2 separate regions of the Homo sapiens genome follow, and region 1 is linked to region 2. A link is a loop called in an ENCODE intact Hi-C map of the cell type or tissue named here. Cell type or tissue: endothelial cell of umbilical vein. All regions are shown on one strand. Links, peaks and the distances in the headings refer to the core of each region. The heading gives the core; the rest is flanking DNA. Region 1 has its middle 33 kb from the start of DNASE2B. Region 2 overlaps DNASE2B (deoxyribonuclease 2 beta).

Region 1 (9,249 bases), core at 312-8,311, 48 kb after region 2:
ACATCATCACATAAAATGCTTAGCACAGAAAAATCTGTCTAACCTAAAAAACACAGAGTCTGGCACAGAGCAAACCCCCAAATGTAACAATTCAATGAGCCAGCCAAGCAGAGCAGCAAGATGGTGAGAATACTTGGGAGTCTTCTTCTTAGGTTCTTCAAACATGACGGGAAATTTACCCTAAAATGCCCACTGGGCCCTGGTGCCAAACTATGAAGACAGTCTAGTGATGCTCAATATGTTTGTTGAATGGTGTATGTGTGTGTGTGTGTGTGTGTGTGTGTGTGTGTGTGTGTGTGTGTGTGTGTAGGGGAATGGGAAGTGAGGTGTTTTGTTTTTGGCATTGCAAGATACTAATATCTTCTAAAAACATCAATAACATTGTTTTCTGGGGGACAGACAGGTCACTGCTTCTTAGCTTCCTAACACATTACTAAAATTCCTTTCAGTATCCTCAGTGACCTTCTTTGTGTTTTAGGGACACCATTCGGGACCTTGTCATGGAGAAATCTGCTGGGCCCTATGACAAAGGTGAATACTTGACCTCTGTGCAGAAGACCCTCTGTGATATCCAGGTGCTCTCCCTGAGCCGAGTTCCTGCGGTAAGTTCTGTCAGTTGCCATTCTGAGGACTGGGAGAACGTGTGTCTTCTGTCAGCTCTGAGAAAGAGTTGAGAGTTAAAATAAGAAAGTGGAAGACACATGAAAAATGACATCTGTTGTTGTTCAAAAGCTTGTTATAGCAAGTGAAAAGAGAGCAAAAATGGAAAAATCTGTCTAACCTGAAAACACAGGCCCCTGTTGTAGTCCTTGAGTTTTGTTGAAAATTCTTTGAGTCCCTTCAACCTGCCACTGATTTAAGCCTCATAGTCAGGACACTTGAATGCCTTGAGGGAGAGGGGTAATTAGACAAAGGTTCTGTGTTTCAGAAGAACCAGACAATGAAAGATAGATGTAGAGAGATTTCATCCATCCATCCATCCATCCATCTGTCCATCTACCCACGTCCCCACCCATTCATTCATTCATTCATTCATTGAATGGTGATTATGTCTCTGGCAGCATACGAAGGATACAAAGATAAATTAGATAGTCACTACCCTCAAAGAGCTCATCATTCAGTGAATGAACAAAATAAGTAAATGAACAATACAATAGAGAAAAGAGTATTATGAAAGTACAGAGCAAAGCACCTAACTCAGGTAAAGGAGATGGGTTCCGCCAGGTTTTCTAGAGGGAAGGGTGTTTGAGTCTAGAGGTTATCTGAGTTTACTCTCAAGGGTGAGGGAGCAGGGTAGGTATGGAGACAAGAGATAGCATGATACAGTCGTTTACTGTTGAGGGTCTACCACGTGTGACTGAATATATATGAATGAATTATAGTCATTCCATGTGCCTGGAAATGAGGCAGGAACCACAGGAGCCAGTCAAGAGGGCCTTTTTAGGCTTATTTATAGAGTCTGTACCTTATCCTGAAGGCTTCTGGGAGCCACCAAGGGGTTTAAGCTGGATGTTTTGTTTCAGATTTGTACTCTAGAAAAAACACGCTGACAGAAATGTGATGAATGAAAAGGTTGATGGACCATAGGCAAGGAGACATGTTGGGATCTATTTCAGAATCTTGTAAAGAGAGTCTGGGCCATGGTGGGGCTGGAGAGGAGGAGTATCACTCTTAGACCTGGACAAGAGGGACTCTGGCCATGGCTCAGCATTCTACAGGCCCCCTTCAGGCCTTCCTCTGGCTGTGCCTCCCTCCACTAGGTGAAGAATCAGTGGGGCCACAGCAACATACTCTGCAGAGGCCCATGCATTCCCCAGAATTTCCTGTCCAAATAGCCCTGAGACTACTTCGGGAACGTGGGCAAATCTCTTCTCGAGATCTGTCTTCCAGAGGGCGAATCATGCTATTGGTGTTCACCCTTAGGCCTGAGAGTAGGCAAAGGGGCAGATGTTTGCAGGAGGTATGGATGGCACTTGACATGCAAGCTGGAGTGTCTACCCCTGTGAGTCCAAGAGAGAAGGTGGGATGGGCCAGGGGCGAGGGGCTGGCTCTTCCCATGCTGCCATGCCCTGGCATGGTACTCCATGCCAGGCAATGAGGAGAAAAAAAGATTCTATTTTCACTTTCTTCCATCATTCCTACCTTTTGATTAACTAGTCAATTCAGTGGCATAAAATACACACAGGAAAACATGAAAGAGTATTTATGTTTCTAATTGCAATCACAGTTAGAGAATTTTAAATTAATGCTTGGCCTTCCAGGTTGTTATGAAGGGTATATTTGTCAAGTTAGAAGAGTAGAACATATTTCACTTAAAAAAATTTTGGCTTGATTAATAGAACTTTAAAGTTTTTATACCTTTGGTATGTGGGTCTCCAATTATACTCTTACTGCAGGGCCTATAAATGTTAGATACAGGCCTGGAAAGGAAGGAGTGGAATGAGGAGGAATTTAGAAGGTTGACTGACCAGTACCTGGAGGCCAGTTGGATGTTGAAGAGGTCTCCCAGGTTTCTGACCCGAGGAGCCCTTTCTTTTCAGAGAAACAGATTTTGTACACTGAGGGGAGAAGAGCAGACCCACCATCTAATCACAGAACTAGCAGGAGAGAACAGTGTCGGGCAGTGGAGGAACATCAGAGGGTGTCTCCAAGTCAGAGAGAGAACCTGAGTAATGGGTGCGAGGTTAGGGGAGGTGAGGGTAGCTGGAGTGACGGAGATGGAGGCTCGCAGCTCCTAATGTGATGCATACCACTGTGGTTTCCAGATAGAAGATATGGAAATCAGCCTGCCAAACATTCACTACTTCAACATAGACATGTCCAAAATGGGTCTGATCAACAAGGAAGAGGTAAGAGGTAAGAGAACTTTAAATATATTTAAAGCACATCTCTGTCCCACCCCCTTTTGCCCCTTTATGAGCCTGGGATGATAATGTCACTGAATAAAACTCTTAAGCAACTGTTGCTTTGGGGAATATTTATAGTTGCCAGTGATTACAGCCCTCTTCAATTCTGGGCCTTTCAATGCCTGAGGTTGGAGTGCCTTCGAAGTGGATGAGTGATTATAGAAGGTTGGAAGTCCAAGAGAGAAAGACAGAGAAGGAACAGAGTGTGCCCAAGGAAACAGCTTTGAGATCTGCTTCTCTGAAAGTGCCATGCAAGGACACAGCTTCATTATTCTTCCATCATGAGGCAATGAGGAGAAAAAAAGATTCTATTTTCACTTTCTTCCATCATTCCTACCTTTTGATTAACTAGTCAATTCAGTGGCATAAAATACACACAGGAAAACATGGAAGAGTATTTATGTTTCTAATTGCAATTACAGAGGTAAGATGTGGAAATTAATTTTTTGAAAACAACCCTTTGTCTTGGAGAAACACTTCTCCTGTTTTTTTGTTTTTTTGTTTTTTTTTTTTAAGCCATGGCAGAATGTTAAACCACTCAGTGTGTCTGACTAGACAGCCTGAAGTACTGACTGGTGGGTTGGTGTGGTCAGTTCTTGGGAGATCAGAACCATTCTTCCCTCTTGGACCACATTCAAAATAAGATTTCTCAATTTGCTCCAGCTCCCCACACATTCCTATTAACTAGAAAACATTGTTTCGAGTAACTTCTTTTAGTATGTGTTGGGGAGTAAGATAGGGAAGGAGCCATCTATTAGCATGGCTCTGCTCCCATAGACTCATATCCTTTGGCGGATAAGGGATAATGAAGGGGTTAAAGGTCCCACATTCTGCACCTGATGGCCCAGAAGCCTCACAATCCTTCGGGCCAGGTACCTCCTTTCTGTTTTGCAAGTAATGTGAGTGGCCTCTAGCAGGCTTTGACCACCATCAGCTGCAGGTGGAGGCTCGGGAGTCGCATCTGGAAACAAAGGTCATGCTTAGGTGCCTGGCAAAGGTGATCTAGATTCTGAAAACCTCCAGGGATTCAGTTCCAGTTCTCTGGGAAGCAGAGCTGCCCTTACCTTGGTCCCACATGCTGTACATCCAGCCACAAGGAGAGGCAGCAGTATTTACTTTAGAGGAAGGAAAGGACATGGCTACCAGAATGCCATTAATTAGAATCTGAAGCCTTTTTAAAGCCTTCTAACGGGCAGGAGAGCGACCTGAAAGTAATCCTGGCCAAGTCCACCAGAGGCAAAACAAATGGACCCTACATAGAAAAAAGGATCAGGTGTCATGGCTCAAGCAGTGCTTAGCTCAGGACCCCAGGCAGAGAGAGGAGGGCTCCTGAGGGCCCCCGACACCTCAGGTCTGCACTAATCCCAGCATGCTGGGGGGCTGCGCCCACAGGGTTCTTCCCTCTAGGAAGTCAGACTTGCAGCTCCCTCATGGAGCCCAGCTGGGGACTTGGAGTCAGGAAGGCCTAAGTTCCTTTGGGTCAGGGCTCTACATAAAGGCACCTGAGTGGCTGAACAAGCTGTCCTTGCGTCTGTACTTTGAGGATGTCTGGAGCCACTCTTGGACTCTCACCCAGCAGATGTGTACAAAGTGAACATAACACATGAGAAACAGGAAGTTGGACACATTAACACTAGCAGAGAAGTGACAAATGACAGGGTGGGAGGGTGGAAGAACTCTAAAAGCACCGCTATCTGGAGCCATTTAGAATTGAGTGAACAGCCCTGCAGACCTCAGACACTTCTGAGGCCATGGTGATCTTACAGCATTGGACAATGACTCATGGATGAGGTGAGTCACCAAGGAAAGGTCAATTGTGTTCAATACACTGCATTTACAAAGCAGGGATATGGAATGCATCTTAGAAACATTTATATCTCAATGATTAACATTTTTCAAAAGCTTTTAAATTTTCTAGGAAATTGACTCATCTCTCAACTATTGCCAGAATAATAAGGCATTACCATGCTTGAAGTAACTTTAGTGGAGGACATACACATTTTCCTGTTTAGTAAGTTGTTGTTTTTGTTTTTAATATTGAGTCATAGAAAGGAGGAGAGGGCTATTTTAATGTCCTTTAAATTACCATGTGGTTTTTCTACAGGTCTTGCTGCCATTAGACAATCCATATGGAAAAATTACTGGTACAGTCAAGAGGAAGTTGTCTTCAAGACTGTGACATTGTGGCCACCAATAGGAGTCCACTCTCAGCTGAGGAATTCCTTAAGTCATTTGTGATGCTGGAGATGATAGCATGTAGCCATGCAAAATTTCACACTAGTATATTGATTTATAGTGTTCACTTTCCTCCAATATGAAACAGTTTATTTCTTCTACACCTAGCTCAGCAAGGCATTCTGTGGATTACCTTATTAGTAATTATAACAGGCTTTATGGCTATAATTTACTTTAAAAATGCTGAGCAGTATTAGAACAGTTATAAATCAATATTTCTTTTTGGTTATCTTATGCCTTCCTATCTTGGAGAAGCTTTAGAATCAATTCATTAAGAAAATAATCATGAATTAATGAGTGTGTCACATCAATTAATTTGTGCACAGGTTTAAGAAACAAATATTGTTTTCATCCTACTGATGCTTCTAAGTAATGCAGAAAATGAAATAAAATTATATTGAAAAATATCACCATTGTTACTTCATTTGACTGAATATTTGATTTTAAGAATGCTCTAGCATATGTATCATTGATTATTTATTTCCACTCTGATAGTACTTCTGTGATCTTAATGTTTGATTTTAAACTTTTTCAATCCTTAGAGAATATTTAGTACATATGAGGGTACTGAAAAAGAGTAGAAATTTTCTTTGAATAATGCATCCCTTATGTGCACAAAACGTCACATTTAATAAATGTTAAGCCAATATACAGATGGGTGGATGTACATTTAGAAAGAAGACTAGAGAGTATAGATGTGAAAATATCAGCAATGACAATTTCTGGATGATGAGATTATGAGTGATTTTCATTTTTCACCATGTACTTTTCTGAATCTTCCAAATATGAACAATTATTCCTTTTATAGCCAGAGAAACAAATATAGTTGATGATTTAAAGATGTTTACAGATTTGAGGGCTGATTATATCAATTGACTAACACTACCATTGTATACATGTAATAAAGCTTCACAAATTACAGCTTTAGAAACCCATGATGAAAACTTGTCCACGTTAACATTCTGGGTAACCTTTTCCATTTTAAAAAATCTTCATTTAAAAAATAAAATCAAATCTCCATTTTTAAGAATTGCTTTCATATGAGCCCTTAGTATTATTTGTTAATACGGCTTCATTCACCTTTATGATACTGCTACTTAAGGTTGCATGGTATAGTGGTTAATTGCACACTCATTTAAATCCTGGCTCCACCTCTCAGTAAATATAAGACAAGTTTCTTCATCTGTAAAATGGAGGTGAAAAGAGAACCTACCTTATAGGTCTTTTGAGGATTAAATGGGTTAATGCTTGTAAAGTGCTATGGTAGTATTTGGCCTGACACAGAAATTTCAATATACGTGTGTGTTGAATGTAATAAATGTCCTGTCTTCTTTTCGTTTGTTATTAGGCCCACATAGAAAAGCTGTCATTGGCCTCCGGGTCAGGCAAGAGATGGGAGGTGTTCAGAGCAGCAAACCCTACAAGATGTTGGAGGCCATTCACAAGCAAGCGCCTGCTTGGAAAATAACGTGGGATAAGAACAATGAAATAATTTGATGAGGAAAGTGTTGTGCTACATTGAATACTCACGTCACAAAATGTGCTTCTACATTATGTAACTTACATGGTCAAATGACTGGTACATTTTATTCCTGTGCTAATTTGTCAATTCTGTTCCAAGAGGAAAGAGTCTAACATGACTTTTCAAAAACAAAACAAGACAAAACAAAACAAAAACCCCGACTTAATTAGGCCTTTCTTACTTGATGTTCTCTTATTCTTGTAAGTTTTAGAAACACTGTATTTGCTTCAGAGAAGAAACCCATGTTAGAGCAGAATCCTTAGAAATTGTGGCCCATTTATACATATGTGCATTTTGCTTCTCCTTAGCTCTTAGCACATTTACTGCAATAGATTGCAAATGAGCTATTGGATGTTATATCCCAGGTATGTGGCAGGAAAGCCTGTAGTATGTGAAATTTTCAAGGACAAAGTTCCTGTTTTGTGAAGGATGTTTCCTTCTTAGAATTGTGAACGATGGGGCTGAAAACCAGCTTTGGGTTTCACCTGTTCCTTTCAGTTCGGCAGACAGGCAGGCAGAACTGAACTGTAAACACTTGTGAGGCAATTTGTTTTAAAAACACTTCATGATTTTGCTAGGAAGCCTCCAGGGATTCAGTTCCAGTTCTCTGGGAAGCAGAGCTGCCCTTACAACACTCTTCTGTCTCCTCACTCACTCTCTCTGCTTACCCCAACCCTATCTCAAGTACTTTCATGGAGGAATCGTGCAAGTAGTTCCAAGCCCACGTGCTGCCGGGGAGGCAGTTTCCATGGCATTCAATGGAGCAGGCTGTCATGTGGGGCTTGTGGTTTTGGTAGCCAAGATTCTGCCTGAGGTTTGTTTCATATTCTTTAAATTTCATCTCATAATTTTCATAGTGATAGACTCAGAAAATATATCTCCTTCCTTTTCCTTTTCCTTTTTAGAGTCAGACTTAAGTTCATACCATTCCTTATTTTTAGACACCAATGTTTTCCCTTTCTTTTTTCTACCCCAATATAGAAGCGTAATAAGTCTTTTGAGGCAGCATTTTATTGATTTGTCATTGTAACAGAATTTACCTTCTTCAATACCGGCAGATTTTAACTAGAGAAATTTGAAATTTTCCTAACCTCTTTATACTTTGTCCAGAAGGAGCGTTTCCTTTCCTCCGGACTCTGAGCTGTGTGGAGTTGGCCCTTTGCAGTCGCCTTTGCTAGACCTTTACGAGTTCTGCTTTCTTGTCTGAACTCATGAGGAAGGCAAAGCTTCTTTCCCAAAGAGATTGACTTGAAGCCTTCTAACCAGACACACACAGGACCTTCCGGCTTCCGCATACTTGAAACTTATTCTCTGTATGTTTCACAGTCTTAGCACTTGTTTCTCTTAGAGCTTAGCTACCTGTCATTCTTCCATTTGCCCAGGCTCCCTCTCAGAAATTCTTAGTTTTGTGGAGCCTATCAAGACCCTATTGAGAATATGATGGCTATGGACCTTCTTCCCAGAAAAATGCTCATTCATGTCTCTACAGGTGCCTCTACCTCTGCTAAGGAAGTAGTTCACACATTATCTTTAAAGTATAAAGGATTCCAACAGAAATTTGCCACATGAGGAATATATTCAATCAAACTTAGAAAGTATACTGCTCACCTTTACATAAGAAAGAAATAAACGTAGTATTAGTTTCCTGAGGCTGCCATAACAAATTACCATAAACTTGGTGGTGTAAAACAATAGAGATTTATTCCCTCATAGTTCTGGAGGCCAGAGTCCAAAATCAAGGTGTGGGCCGGGTGCTACTTCCAAAGACTCCAGGGGAGATTCTGTTTCTGCCTCTTCCAGCCTCTCATGCCTTCAGGGGTTCCTTGACTCACAGCTGCATCACTCTAGTCTCTGCCTCCATGGCCGCATTGCTTCCTCCTTTTTCTGTCTGGCAGGTTTTCCCTGTATGACTCTTATAAGGACACTGGTCACTAGATTTGGGGCCCACCTGGATAACCTTAAGACAAGATCCTCAAGATCCTTAATGACATCTGCAAAGATCTTTTTTCCACGTAAGGTCACATTTGCAGGTTCTGACAGTGAAGGCATGGTCTCTGTTTTGAGACCCATTCAACCCAATACACAAAGTAAGAGGTCAGTGAGCTGTTTAAGGGCAGCTCTTCTGGTGTATGTGGATCTTAGCTATACATAAGCTCCTCTTCCCTTCAGATCTGGGGGATGGTGCCATACCCCTCCTGGTTTGATCACTTGTCACATAGATTTTTATAAAAGGGTAAAGAGCACGGACTTTGGATGCAGATAGTACTAAGGTTTAGACTGGGCTCCACCAATTTCTAGTTGTGTGATCTCGAGCAAGTAATCTCTAAGCTTAAGCTCTCTTGTTTATGAAATGGGAATAATAATAACCCCTACCTCACAGCACAGGGTAGTGAAGCATTAACTGAGATTAGAGCTAGAATGCCTTTGGCTGCAAGTAACTGAATACCTAAGAGTGTCTTAAACAGAAAGGACATCATGCTTGCTTCAGAAGTTTAAGAAGTAGGCTATCCCAGGATGGGATGGCTAATTCAGTCATGGCATCAGGACTCAGGCTCATTCCACCCTTTGCCCTGCTATCCTCAGTAT
Region 2 (9,249 bases), core at 937-8,936:
CAGAACACCAGAACTTACTCCTCCTAACTGTAACATTGTTCCCATTGACCAACCTCTTCCCATCTCCTCCATTCCCACATTCTTCCCAGTCTCTGGTAACCACTATTCTACTGTCAACTTCTATGAGATCAAGTTTTTTAGATTTCATGTATGAGTGAGATTGTGTAGTATTTGTCTTAATGTGCCTAGCTTATTTCACTTGGAAGACTGAATATCAACATGCAAAAGAATGAAATTTGACCCCTATTTCTTACTATATAAAAATCAACTCAAAATAAATTAAAGATTCAAATGTAAGGCCCAAAACTATGAAATTACTAGAAGAAAATTCAGGAGAAACACTACACAACATCAGTCTGGGCAGGGATGTTTTTACACTAGGCCTCAAAAGCATGAGCAACAGAAACAAAAATAAACAATTGGGACTACATCAAACCAAAAAGCTTCTTTATAGCAAAGGAAACAAATCAGTAAAGTGAACAGACAGCCTGCAGAATAGGAGAAAATATTTGTGAATTATACACCTGACAAGGGATTAATATCCAGTATTTATAAGGAATTCAACTCATTAGTAAAAAACATAATCTGATTTAAAAATGGGCAAAAGACTTGAGTAGTCTTTTCTCCAAAGAAGACATACAGAGGGCCACCAGGTACATGAAAAAATGCTCAATGTCATTGTGTTAGTCTGTTCTCATGCTGCTCATAAAGACATACCAGAGACTGGGCAACTTATAAAGAAAAAGAGGTTTAACGGACTCACAGTTCCACTTGGCTGGCGAGGCCTCATAATGATGGTGGAAGGCAAAGGACGAGCAAAGTCATGTCTCACCTGGCAGCAGGCAAGACAGCGTGTGCAGGGGAACTGCCATTTATAAAACCATCAGATCTCTTAAGACTTATTCACTATCATTAGAACAGCATGGGAAAGACCCACCCTCATGATTATGTTACCTCTCACTGGATCCCTCCCACAACACATGGGAATTATAGGAGCTACAATTCAAGATTTGAGTGGGGATATGGCCAAACCATATCAGTCACTAACCATCAGAAAAATGCAAATCAAAACCACAATGAGATATCATCCTGTTTTTTTTTTTGTGTGTGTTTTTTTTTTTTTGAGATGGAGTTTCGCTCTTGTTGCCCAGGCTGGAGTGCAATGGCACAATCTTGGCTCACCACAACCTCCGTCTCCCAGGTTCAAGCAATTCTCCTGCCTCAGCCTCCTGAGTAGATAGGATTACAGGCATGAGCCACCATACCCACCTAATTTTGTATTTTTAGTAGAGACAGGGTTTCTCCATGTTCATTAGGCTGGTCTCGAACTCCTGACCTCAGGTGATCTGCCCGCCTCAGCCTCCCAAAGTGCTGGGATTACAGGTGTGAGCCACCGCACCCAGTGATATCATCTTACCCCAGTTAAAATGGCTATTATCAAAAAGACAAAAAATAATGAATGCTGGTGATGATGAGGAGAAAGGGAAACTCTTACACACTGTTGGTGGGAATGTAAATCAGTACAGCTATTATGGAAAACAGTATGGAAGTTTCTCAAAAAATTAAAAGTAGCTCTACTGTATGATTCAGCAACCCCACTACTAGGTATATATCCAAAGAAAATGAAATTAGAATATCAAAGAGACATCTACACTCCCATGTTTATTGCAGTACTATTCACAATAGCCAAGATGTGGAATCAACCTAAATGCCCATTAATGGAAGAATGGATAAAGAAAATGTGGTATATATACACAGTGGAATACTATTCAGCTATAAAAAGGGATGAGATCCTGTCATGTGCAACAGCATGTATAAGCCTGGAGGACATTACATTAAGTGAAATACGTCATTCTAGTTTTGGAGGGGGTTTGTTTTTGTTTCTGTTTTGAGACAAGGTCTTGCTCTGTTGCCTAAGCTGGAGTGCAGTGGTGTGATCATAGCTCACTGTAACCTCAAACACCTCGGCTCAAAGGATCCTCCTACCTCAGCCTCCTGAGTAGCTAGGACTACAGGCACTCACCACCATGCCTGGTTAATTTCATTCCGGTATTTAAAATCATGATTTAGAACTTAAATTTCATTCATTAATATCTCCCATATTCTCCTCGTTTTTCCTAAAGGGAATCAATAAAATTATCCCGTTTTCTAAAATATATCAGTTTCCCTCCAATGATATTATTCCCAAAGATAGTTCCTCAGTCTCCCTGCAGGTATCAGCATGACTGGGTAGCCGTCCTGGGCATATGCCTGAGAAAGATTAGCCCTCTTTGGTTTACTGTGGTTGCCTTTAGGTTCTACAACAAGGAGTTACCATCACCAAAATATACCAACACCCCTACCACGGTAAGTATTAGGTATTCTTGAGCTACCAGGACTGTTCAATTCCTTTCCAGCATTTTTTTCTTCCTCAAGGAGAGTCTGGCCACTTCCTATTTCCCCTTCAGCACATCCGTAATGTGTGTCTCCAGTGGGCCAGCATGTTCTTTTTCTTTGTTATACTCCTACACTCTTAATTACACGAATCTAATTATGATTCTCCTCTCCTTCAGATTCAGGGGAGAAGGCTCCTACCTATTATGTATTTTCAGTCCAATAGAATTTCTTCACTTTTGCTTTTTTTTTTTTGCCTTTTCATTCATCTCTCTATTTACCATTGGATCAAGTTTTGGCCCTCTTTACTTTTAAAGTCAGGATCTTGTACTTTAAAATTTTTCTCTTATATTATTTGGATTACTTATGCTTTTTTGGCCTCAGATGCTCTCTCAGAGGCCAAATAATTTTTTTCAGGCCTCTTTATATTTGCAAGAATGTTAGTTAGCTAGATAGCATACAACATAGTTTATGCTTGCTCCTGACAGGAAAACCAAGTTAGTTTTTTCTCTGTTTGTCATTGAACTAGTGCCATGAATTTTGGTTGGTATTGAGATATTAAGATCGATAGCCTCAGAGGTAAGATGGACCTCTATGATACTAGGCAAGTTCCTAAAACTCTGTAGGCCTCAATTTCCTTGTCAGTAAAATGGGGATAATAACAGTTCCTACTACATAGAATTGTTATGAAGATTAAATAAAAATGTAATTAATCGGCCGGGCGCGGTGGCTCACGCCTGTAATCCCAGCACTTTGGGAGGCCGAGGCGGGTGGATCGTGAGGTCAGGAGATTGAGACGATCCTGGCTAACACAGTGAAACCCCGTCTCTACTAAAAATACAAAAAATTAGCCAGGCGTGGTGGCAGGCACCTGTATTCCCAGCTACTCGGGAGGCTGAGGCAGGAGAATGGCGTGAACCCTGGAGGCAGAGCTTGCAGTGAGCCGAGATCGCATCACCGCACTCCAGCCTGGGCAACAGAGCGAGACTCTGTCTCAAAAAAAAAAAAAAAAAAAATTGTAATGAATCCTGAATTACTATGAGTTGAATACTTATTACATAGTAAGTGTTCAGTAAGCGCTAGCTTTATTATTGTTGTGATTACTTTTTCTAGGTTGTAAGCTGCTTGAAATTGTGAACAACACATATGTCAAATATTATTAAGCAATTAGTACTTAACACAAGTTTATTATTATCCATTTATATAACAGTTACAAGTAGTGATAAGAATGCCAGAAAAAGAAACACATTGAAATTAAGATTATTGCATTTGGCTGGGTGCAGTGGCTCATTCCTGTAATCCCAGCACTTTGGGAAGCCAACGTGGGAGGATTGCTTGAGCCCAGTTCAAGACCAGCCTGGGCAACAAAGCAAGACCTCATCTCTATTATTAAAAAAAAAAAAGACTATTGCATTTGATTCTGGTTTCATTATGTTACACTTCTTTATTTCCTTCAAGTTGATGAGTCACACTTATGCAGTTTTTTTTCTCCTAATGTGACTTTAACATTCTTCTTGTAAAATATCACTCATTTCTGAAACTTATTTGTTTTTTTTTTTGCTGGAATTCAAACTCAAATGCCACCATTATTTTTAAGTGTCATCTATGTGCCGGGCTCTGTGCTAGGTACTTGAACATACCTAGCTATTATCTCCCTTTCATAGATTAAAAAAAACAAGGTTCAGAGAATCCAAGTGAATGGCTCAAGATCATCCAATTAGTAAGTAGTAGCTGAAAGAATGACAAATAAGTCTTAACCATAAACCAGTGAGAAAGAACTTTAGGAGCAATATGATCAAATAGTATGGAAGAATACGCAGAGAGAGTTATTTGCTTTTCTTCAAAAAAGGGTGGGGAAGAGAGTCAGGGAAGTCTTTGTGAAGGAGAGGAAATGTAATCTACTAGGTGGCCAGTCAATCCATAAACAATTGGAGTTGACTAATGTGGAAAAATATTTTTCTTTTTATTTCTTCTATTCTCAGTTGTGTATAATGGTTTATGTCTATGATATATAGTGCAAAGTAAATAAATTACCATTAAATAGAAGATTAAATGGTAAACATGAGAGAAAAATGTTTTATTTTGTGATATGCAGGTTATAAGTATATTCACAGGCCTTTAAAATATAAAGAAGGTGTAATGGAAGAAGACCCATTGTCAAGGTTTTCAATGATAGTACCTGTGTCCTTTCACCAAGTTTACTTACAGCTTTCATAGTATAATACTAATCCTTGAAATGCTTGGTAAATTTGCCAATTCTGGGTACAAATGAATCCTCCACTTCTGAAGGCTTGGTGTGGACTCCGATTTAGGTCTCCAATACATGTCCAGCGATTTTTGGTGCCCTTTTGGGAAATACACCACTTGGCATGATCTTGATAAGAACTGAAATAAGAGTGTCGTGATAATTTAATTGCTTTTATATTGTAGACATGGTAAGGAAGGGAGCAGTTTGAAGGAAGCTCTTGTCTTTTTCGCTGCCAGGTTTCTGTTAACAAGTGTGTCTTCAGCCGTTGAGCCATCCAGGCTGCAAAGATGTCTAGGGTTTAGGAGGAGAAAGATAGTGAGGTTGGTATTTACACTTAGATTAGTCCCTGAAAATATACTCTGGAATGGAAATCATCTTTCACCCCTGATATGTGGATGTCACGAGCACAATAATAACAACATAATTGAGATAGTGGATGAGAAAACATTTTGTAAATGCTAAAGTGATGTGCAAATGTAAGTTATTATCATCATTACTATGATGATGTTGGTGTTTGCAAACATCTTCTGTTCTATAAAACGAATGAAGCAATATATGTCTTTGTCCTGGAAAGACCTTTGGAAAAAATTAGTCTAGAGAAGGAATTAGGGCCAGTTTCTAGGGAACTTTGTAAATCATGCCAAAGTGTTTGGATTTTCCTGAAATCAGTGGAGAGTTTTTAAAGGAATGTTAGTAAAGAATTAATAGAAACTGGTTTATGATCATAAATATCAGTTGAGAGGCAATGGGCAGGATGAATTGGGAAGGACAGGTTAGAAAGAAGAAAGGAAAAACATAAGGCTGTCATAATAACTGTGTCAATAAACACAGGTGTGACCCATGGCAGTGGCAAAGAGTTTGGAGAAGATACAATACATGTGAGTGTTATTAAGGATCTGGAACTGACTGAATTTGATGGTTTGATAGAAGGGTCAGAAAAAGAAGAGATGGGGAGTGACTGGGTAACTATGCAGAATACAAGAAAAAGTAGATTTGTAGGGGATGATGACGCAGTGAGTTTGGCATGTTGAACTTGATGTGGCTGTACCACCTTCAAGTAGAAATGTCTCACTTGCTGTTAAATACATCAGTCAGTATAGAGGTCTGGGGTAGAGATCAAGACTTGAGAATCATTGGAGGGCTTGCTGGAATTGCCCAGCATGGGTATGTAGAATGAGATAAGGAAGGGTAGGGGCCACATGGCAACCCAGTCACCTAAAGAGTAGTCAGAGGAAAAGGACCTGGCAGAAGAAACTTAGAAGTGGGAGAAAGACCAGGGGACTGCGTGTTCCCCAAAATCAGTGAAGGTGAGAGTTTCAAAAAGGAAAGAATTTCAACAGTGCCACATTCTGCAGAGACTGTCTCTGTCCTGTCAAGTTTAAGATCTCTAGTGCCTAACACAGGGCTTGGCTAGTAGTAGGCATTCAGTAAATTTTATTCAACGTATAAAGGAAGGAAGCAAATAAGCAAGGAAGACAGTGAGGTCATCTAAGACAGCCATTGGTGACTGGGGAGAGATTCAAGTGTCTACAGACAGAAGCAAGACTGCAGTGAAGGAACATTGAGCAAGTGAAGGCCCTGATGAGTTTTAAAAAAATAAATCTGAAAGAAAAGGAAAAATAGAGCTATAGATGCTTTAGAGTTGAGGGAGGGTTTTTAGGCATGTTTGTATGTTATGAGAAAGTAGCCTGGGGAGTGGGAGAACTGAAATGGAACACAGAGAACAGATCAGGTGGACAAATCAAGGTATGCTGAGGCTGAGATAGGTTTCAGAGCATAGGGGGTGCATCACTTCTTTGGGGGTGGGAGAAACCCTGCAAAAAGGAAGGAGAACAGATAAGATTGTTGGAGGGGTGGGGGGGGGGTAGCATATAGAAGTGGTTTCTCCCTAGTGAACATTGTTCTATTTATGAAGGAAAAAAGGAAGCCATGAGTGAGGGTGCAGAGTAGTGTAAAGGGCTTGAGAGTAAAGAAGGCTTAAAATAACCACTCAGGGAATGGAAGAAATGGAGATGGCTATGGCCCCTTGCCAAGCAGAGGATGGAGACTGAGTTTTCACTGGCCCGTGGCTGGATGGTTGTGAGATACTTTTGTGGTTGACTCATATAGCCGGCTGATGTTTGAACTGATCCGTGACTTTCCTTTTTCCTTTTCTTTTGCTCCCTTTTTTCATCTCTCTTTCTCTGAATACTCAAAATATTTCTCTAAGCTATCCCTAGTCAGTTCAACAGCAGAATTATACAGCATGTTGTTTGATGATGGTCTTTCATACCGTCAAGAAAAGAATCCGACTTTGCAAAATGGAGGAATTTTTGTCCCTGGGCCGACTGAAGTGTGGTGAGGAGCCTGCCAGGAATCTCTGATGAGCTGGCCCTGGTGCACAGCTGGGGCATGTGAATGAGCTCCTGGTGAAAGGTGGCTGGGATGGAGCAGCTATAGACGTTGGGGTTGCAGACCAAGAGCTGAGAATCTGAATCAAGAAACAGTAAAGAAAAGTTGAGAATTAAGACACAAATGGAAATACCTGCTGTTATTATAGATCTTTTTGTGGATTTAAAAACAAAACAACACAAAAACAAAGGCATTTCTTTCTTTAAACCAATAGCCTTCAAATAACTTTTTGTTTAAATAACTAACACCTGTTAAGCACTTCCTAGTTTCCAGACATGGTCCTACAAGTTTTACATGGGTTTATTCATTTAATCCTCACAGCAAACATGTTATCAGGCAAATTCTGTTGTTATCATTATCTTTACTTTATAGATGAATTAACTGAGAATTTACATCACACACCCAAGATTATGAAGTTTGTAATTGATGAAATTGATATTCGAACCCAGGTAATTTGGCCTTGGAGACCATATATTTTTTCTTCTAAATGTACATATACATATACAAAAGTTGAGAACTCCATGTACCAAAAAGCTTTAAGAATCATCATCTCCTCAGTGTGCATGCCTAATCTCTGTGATATTCGGCATCATTACATGATTTCAACTAGTGAGACTAGAGCTTGACTTGGGTGAGGAGCTCAGTGATCCTTGCCATAAGATGGAAATTTGATGAGAAACATTTTCTAAATCTCCTGTTTCTATAGGCAAGTTGCTTTTCACTACTATTTAGCTACCAACCTGTCCCTACTTCTCCTTTCCCACCACAGTTTGCCAAATCTAAGAATTTTTCGCTGAGCTTGAAATCTTAAAAGGAGATTATCTGGCTCAGAGGTGTCATGTTTGTGGCCTACAAGGAACATGTGGCCTGGAAAACTTCAAAAACAAAATTAAGATTGAACTCATATTTGGAAATCAGTTTCTCTCTCTCTCTCTCTCTCTCTGACACACACACACACACACACACACACACACACACACACACACACACACACACACACACCCTAGGTTTCTGGTACTTCATGAGAAATAAGGAGATCTGTAATCATTAGGCTTGTATTCCTGTAGAGCCACAGTATGATGGAACTGAGGCTTTAAGGGAAGCTAGGTGAGTCAACACCCCAGTTCATCACTATCCTCACTTCCCATGTAACATGTCTGTTTCACTCATATATGTTATCTACCAGGCCCCTGAATACATTTGAAACTACTGCCCTGATCAAGTTCAACAACTGCACTGGTAGATTAAGAGCCAAAGCCCAGTAAGCGAGCCTGCCCAAGACCTCACCATGGCAAAGCCAGTATTAGAATCTAGGTATCAGAGGGTCTATGAATAGATTAACAAATGAAGTGACACATTTATGAATATATTTCCAAATCATTTCTTCAACATAGTTATCGTTTTTTTTCTCACATACTTTAGTTTTACCTATTGCCTCATACTGGTTGTACTTGAAAGTTATGCAGATGCCACTTTGTCCATTTCGTCTCCCTGTGGGTGGATAATCATAGCCTTCTTCCGGAATTGGAGGAAACTGAGGGATGGAATGAATCAGCCAGAACCCTTGAACTCTGTTCCACAGCAGTAAACCTACCAAAGACACATTTAACAAAGATAAATCAGAAAAACAAAGCTTCTTTTATAATAGGGTTCACAGTGGCAACATTTAAGCCCATTTATGCTTCAGACTAGTGTTTTATTAGGCTAATAATCACAAGGATCATGCTTATTTTTCAAAGATTTCAAATACAATTCTGGCACATATCACATTGCCTGATTACTGATAAAAAGCCACCACGAAAAGGGAACCAAGGTAGCCATCCTGTGAAGAGTTAAGAGGAATTTCATTTTGAAATCACAAGGAAAATTTGTTTTGGCAGAATGCAAATTTGCTAAATTGGAATTGGACCTTGTTAAACTATACAGTCACCTAGCAAGATTTAGATAGTGTCTTCACTGCTAAGCAGCTAGGCTCTTTTCAAAAGCTGACTAAAAAACAGAGTTGAAAGAGAAAATATCAAATGAAGAAATGTACTCACAATAATTTGTTATAAAAAACTGCTGCCCATTTATTGGCAGAAGAGTCACTATTTCTACAAGCCCAATAAAAGAAGCAAAGAGACAAAAAGGAAGCTGTGCTAAAGCATCCTAGTTAATTACGTTTGTAAAAATCTCTAGAGCAAAATAAACAACTTGAAAGCCAATAAGGAAGAAAATAGAAAGATTTTTATCATTTT

What was found. Hi-C counts contacts between places; a loop is a spot of excess contacts. Peaks named below come from ENCODE experiments on the same cell type or tissue, not always from the same donor. Only the 100,000 strongest peaks of a DNase experiment are listed, where the experiment ranks them.
Region 1: a loop joins it to region 2, with 5 times the contacts of the local background. A loop is called at or near these places in 4 of 110 quality-filtered maps.

What each region holds. Positions count from the first base shown.
Region 1 is chr1:84,361,257-84,370,505 of GRCh38, reverse strand. It overlaps the pseudogene UOX. Among named protein-coding and RNA genes, the nearest start is that of DNASE2B, 33 kb to the left of the region's middle. RefSeq lists an enhancer at 4,148-5,347. In endothelial cell of umbilical vein, for the core only: no CTCF peak of the experiment used is centred there; a DNase peak (open chromatin) is centred at 4,715; H3K27ac peaks cover 2,745 bases.
Region 2 is chr1:84,410,191-84,419,439 of GRCh38, reverse strand. DNASE2B (deoxyribonuclease 2 beta) reads right to left here. Exons shown (of 6, transcript NM_021233.3): 4 at 8,441-8,602; 5 at 6,894-7,091; 6 at 4,422-4,912. The coding sequence ends at 4,572. Among named protein-coding and RNA genes, the nearest start is that of DNASE2B, 16 kb to the right of the region's middle. In endothelial cell of umbilical vein, for the core only: no CTCF peak of the experiment used is centred there; a DNase peak (open chromatin) is centred at 3,979.